Regions from separate parts of the Homo sapiens genome. Here region 1 is linked to region 2. A link is a contact called in ENCODE Hi-C or POLR2A ChIA-PET data. All regions are on one chromosome and are shown on one strand. The core of a region is the stretch at or near the end of the contact, and the rest is flanking DNA. Distances in the headings are between cores, read along the strand shown.

Region 1 (2,700 bases), core at 128-2,627, 5.6 Mb before region 2:
TCCTCCACCCTCGTCACTCTTCATCTTGGCCTTCGAATCTGTGAACTACCCAAATGTCTTTTAAATAAATCATCAAGTGTTGTTCATGCTGATTTGAATTGAGATTCTGTATCTGGCAACTGAGGCCACCTTAAAAATGTGATAAAAGAAAAAAATAGAAAACACACAAAAACAAAATAGATAAATAAATCTAAGACGTGAGTATTTGAAGAAATAAATGACATGGACAAATCCTGGAAATGAATATAGAAGTAAAGAGAAGTAAAGTGTATATCAGAAGGTTTTTATGATTCCAAAATTTTGGGCCAATATACGAAATCTTAAAGGAAACAACAGATATGAAACATAAAAATAAGAGACTTCTACCAAACAAGTATAATATACCTAATAGAAATAAAATTCAAAAAAAACCAAACAGAAATGGTTTAAGTATGACAGAAAATTAATAGGTATTCTCACTGAAAAATGGCAAGAAAAAAACCAGCACTCCAATAGAAAGTTGATCATAATTAATGAACAGAGAGTTCACACAAATTGATTAAACATATTAAGTTTGAAAGCTAAAAAACAAAACAAAATGCAGGTACAAATTAATACCACCTTTTAACCAAATAATACAAGAGGAGTGATAATGGTAGATTTATGCTGCTGTTGGTAAATTCATAGTTTTTTTTTTGTTTGTTTTTTTGGTGGCAGGATATATTGACATTACTCTTTTGGAAAACAATTAAAAATTCTCAGCAAGGTTGCTAAAAATCTGAATATCCCTGGTCCAGTTAGTCCTATTCTTTGCAGCATATCATAAAATATAAATTAAAAGATATTATAAGAACTTAAGAAATATGTTGGGAGGCTTTTGGTCACCAAGAATGGAAATTGAATTTAAATAAACTTAGGCGAAAAAGGACTCTAATTTTCCAAATAACTGTGAAGGCCAGGGTACAAATAGCCTTGTAGCTTTGGGTGAGACTTCAGACAGCTGCTGTGGTCTGTCCCTCTGTGTTACTTTCCTATTGATGCATAACAAATTATCATGAAATTAGTGGCTTCAAACAATTCCCAGTTATCACCTCACAATTCTGTGGGTAGAAGGCTGGTTACAACGTGACTGGGCTTTCTGCTTAGGGTCTCCTGAGGCTGAAATTGAGATGCTCACTGGGCTGAGTCCTCAATCCGGAAGCTCTGGGAAAGAACCGCCTTCTCAGATCATTCAGGTTATTGGAAGATTCAGTTCCTCTGAGTTGTAAGGCTGGGCCCTGTTTCCTCATTGGCTCTCAGCAGGGACTGCTGTCAGCTCACACTGCTGCCCATGTTCCTTGCCAGGTGGTCCCCTCCATGTTCAAAGCCAGCCACAGAGAATCTCCCTCACGTCTTATCTCTCTCATGCTTTGAGCATCTCACTTCCCATCTCTGACCACTAGAGACGGATGAAAAGGGCTCTTGTTCAACAAGATGATATCTCTCTTGATTAACTCAAAGTCAACTGATTACTGACCTTAATTCCATCTGCAAAACCCCATTTGCCATGAACTGTAATATAAGCACAGGAGTGGTTATCTCAACACATTCAACAGGTTCTGCTCACACCCAAGGGGAGGAGACTATACAAGGGTGAGGGTCACTGGGGCTGTCTGAGAATTCTGCCCACCACAGTCTCCATAGCCCACTCTGCCATGCTCTTTAGATTGACTGTTTTTCCATAGAATGAGCACAATGCAAGCTCTAGGCTCGCATTGGGGTGCATCAATCACCCAGTCCACAGAGTTATCCTGGTAAGGACTTTGAGATGCTTTCCTGTGCCATGTGGTCAAGAAGAGGTAAAATTAAGAGTTAACCTCACTACTTTATGAAAATGCAAATTGAACATCGATATATAATTTAATGTCTATGACATGAGTAAAAATTTTTTAATTAAAAAACCTGAAACTTGTCTAAATGATATGGGAAATGTATCAGCTCCAATTTTAAAAGCTGAGAGCAGATGCCAGGGGCAGGATCCAGTGAATGGATCGGCAGTGAAATGAATGGCTCAGTTTCTCTCTACTTTTGTGGTCTGCCTTCTGCAGTGCCGGCCTGGTGGACTGCACTTGGTGGACCTTGGATCATCTCAGCCCTCACATCCAGACCTTGTATTCTCATGCCCTACCATTCAGAGAAAAGGATGATGTTTGCCCTTGAAGGTCTCCCACAAGACAAACTTCTTTTTCTCCAAGGCCCTAGCAAATATCCTTGCCTCTGATTGGATCCTAACCCTGTACAGGCCAAGGTAGTGTGATACCAGGATGGGTGTCAGCCCTCATGGCCACTCCTAAGCTGGTGGAGGAGTCAGTACCAATCATATCTCAGCTCAGAGATTTCTGAAAGAAATTCCAGCAGAGGTGAAGGCTGAAGAGTACATGAGGGATGCCCAGTAGAGGAAACCAGCATGTGCAGGACAGAAAAAAGTTACACAGTTTTATGTAGAGCCTAACAGGGGAGGATTGCAAGCATCTTAAGGCAGTGAGACTCCTGGGATGGAATGCCAGGCAGTGCAGACTGCCCTTCTGGGGACACACATCTCACACAGACAAATCCTGCTCTGGTCTGGTCTCCTTCAAACCTTGCCTGTCCCCTGTAAAGTATGCGCTCTTGCCCTTTCCCGCATTTCAAATGAGGAAAGAAGGCTGGTCCCTCTCTGGTACCCAGCAGTAGTGCTCATGG
Region 2 (2,700 bases), core at 18-2,517:
ATATCAACTACAGGGCACCATGTAACCAAGGAACACCGGCGTATGGCTCTTCTTTCAGCTCATTCTAATCCAGCCAAGCTGATAAAAAGTCAGCTGCTGGGCACCATGTGACCAGCCAGCCTGGAGTTCAGCCGGCGCTGCTGTAAGGGGCAGGCCTCCCATCCCGGCCTCAGTGTAGACCAACAACTCATTCTTTTCCTGCACACAAGACAGGGCAGGCCTGCATGACCTCTACCACTCCTTCCAATGCTGCCCAGGAAATGGTCCTAAACGTGTGGGCCAGAGCTTTTCCTGAAAATATCCTAAGAACAAGATTTAAAACCCATATGTGTGACTACCCTGTATGTCCAAACAGGGTACTCCCTATTGGGGAGACTTGTGGATGGAATGCCCACCTCCAGAGCCTTCAGCAAATGATTCATGCTGTTGGGCTAAGCACAAGTCTCCAAAGAAAATGTGCAGATGGTAGAGCTGGACTCTGGACCCTCCATCAATGCAGGCCTTGCTCAGACCTTGCCCAGGCCAGAGTACCACTTACCACCATTCTGCCTATGAAGCAAAAACAAGGTAGGGCACTGTGATCCAGGCCTGGTGACCTGCCACTACAAGCTGTTTATACTGAGGCCAGTTAAGAATGGGCTTCTATTTAGGTATTCTTCAATTAAGGAAACCACATGCTCCATTATAGCAATGCTTAGTCATTATAGGTGACAGAATATTTCTAAACAATCTCTATTATCTTCTGTCTGTACAGGTGTGTAAATAAAACATCAATAAACTTCCAAGATTAGCAAAGAACAGCTGCTTCAGCTCTGCCCTATGGAATCTACTGATATCAGAATGATATTTGCTGGGATTCTGCACTAGACTAAAGGTGGCTGCTCTATCAGGTCATTATGAAAAGAGCTGTGGAGGGCTGTCCAGTGGCCATGCCTTTTCCTCTCCCCAAACGGATGTCCCTAAGGGTTGTCTGTGACTTGCTCTAACCAAGGTAATGGCGTGGGGAGTAGCAGTGTACGGTCTGGACCTAGGCCTCAAAGGCCCCACAGCCTTTCTTTTCCCTGTCTGGAGCTACTCTGGGACTTTGTGCAGGAATCGCTCCGGCCTACTGGAGGATGGCAGGGCCCAGTGAACAGCCAGCACAAACTGCCAGACACATCAGAGGCCTTCATGGCTTCTAGCCTGGTGTGAGCCTCAGCTCCAAGGGAGCTGGCAGTGGGAGGAGTGGGGAAACCTAGCCAACCCACAGAGTCATGAGACATGCTACACTGGTGCCAAGTTTTGAGGTGGTTTGTTATACAAACATTCATGGAAACCAGACTTTTTACTGCATGAAAAGATGACATCCAAGATACTGTGACCCCTTTCTCACGCAGTCTTTCTGACACACCTCAGGAAATGAGAACGCTTCAAACTACCCAGATCTGCACACAATGGCACATTTTATCAGCTCTCAGAATTGCAACTCTCAAGGAGGTGAGGAAGACCCACAGTCTGGGGTCACCTGTGGTCGTCTGGTTGAGGCCTCATCTGTCCTCAATAATTATGCAACCCTATTTGGGGGAACCCCAGCCCAGCTACACAAAGCATCTGCTCCAGGGTTTCAGAGGGAATACCACGTGACTGACCACTCAAAGAGAGGGTTCTAAAGGCTATCTCCTCACCTCACGATCCAATCATGGACGCGAAGAGATATGAGAATCCCAAAGTCCTCAAACCTCCCTCCAAGGGAGTCTTGGATGGGGAGGGGAGCCAGAGAACAGTAACCTAGAGACTAAACAGACTATTTTTTAATAACATGATGACTTCATCTAAAAAACCGGCACTAACCTTTTAGTAATTTCTCACCGCCACCCAGCTTCAGACTGTGCGGGGAAGCTGAGCCTGCCTCTGACTTACAAAGCATGGCTCTTTCATTTCCTCAAAGGCAAGCACCTGTGGCCACCTGTGCTACAGAATGGAACTCACTGGAACAATTTGCTCCTTTTCACTCTTGGAGTCTACTTTCCCATTGAGGGTTTTTTTTTTTTTTTTTTTTTTGACACAGAGTCTCGCTCTGTTGCCCAGGCTAGAGTGCAGTGGCTCAATCTTGGCTCACTAAAAGCTCCGCCTCCCAGGTTCACGCCATTCTCCTGCCTCAGCTTCCCAAGTAGCTGGGACTACAGGGGTGCGCCACCATGCCCGGCTAATTTTTTGTATTTTTAGTACAGACAGGGTTTCACCATGTTAGCCAGGATGGTCTCGATCTCCTGACCTCGTGATCTGCCCACCTCAGCCTCCCAAAGTGCTGGGATTACAGGCGTGAGCCACTGTGCCTGGCCCCATTAAGGTATTTTTGATCTCTCTCCCCTTTCAATTTCTGACATTAAACAAAATTTTTTTTTTCTTAAAGTACAGTACAAAAGGATAATCATTAAAAACATCCACCAGGCGGATCATGAGGTCAGGAGATTGAGACCATCCTGGCTAACATGGCGAAACCCCGTCTCTACTAAAAATACAAAAAATTAGCCAGGCGTGGTGGCACGCGCCTATGGTCCCAGCTACTTGGGAGCCTGAGGCAGGTGAATCACTTGAACCCGGGGAGGCGGAGGTTGCAGTGAGCCGAGATCGTGCCATTGCACTCTAGCCTGTGTGACAGAGCGAAAGTCCATCTCAAAACAACAATAACAACAACAACAAAAAACATCCACCAGGCTC

Evidence for each region. A loop is a pair of places that touch in the nucleus more often than their neighbours do. ChIA-PET counts read pairs that join two places held with the same protein, here RNA polymerase II (POLR2A). Pooled maps may share reads with other maps.
Region 1: a loop to region 2 is called in a map with no recorded cell type, with 11 times the contacts of the local background. The contact joins two enhancer-like sites. A Hi-C loop is called at or near these places in 1 of 37 single-sample maps with no recorded cell type and 4 of 50 pooled maps. POLR2A ChIA-PET finds 5 or more read pairs at or near these places in 1 of 52 experiments (T-cell).

What each region holds. Positions count from the first base shown.
Region 1 is chr7:50,269,273-50,271,972 of GRCh38, reverse strand. No RefSeq gene overlaps it. Among named protein-coding and RNA genes, the nearest start is that of IKZF1, 34 kb to the left of the region's middle. RefSeq lists an enhancer at 1,441-1,500. Within about 2 kb of position 1,377, at least 5 of the 41 ENCODE cell types and tissues checked have a DNase peak (open chromatin) inside an H3K27ac peak, as active enhancers do.
Region 2 is chr7:44,632,593-44,635,292 of GRCh38, reverse strand. The region is part of intron 2 of OGDH (oxoglutarate dehydrogenase); the gene reads right to left. Among named protein-coding and RNA genes, the nearest start is that of OGDH, 27 kb to the right of the region's middle. RefSeq lists an enhancer at 1,113-1,162. Within about 2 kb of position 1,267, at least 31 of the 41 ENCODE cell types and tissues checked have a DNase peak (open chromatin) inside an H3K27ac peak, as active enhancers do.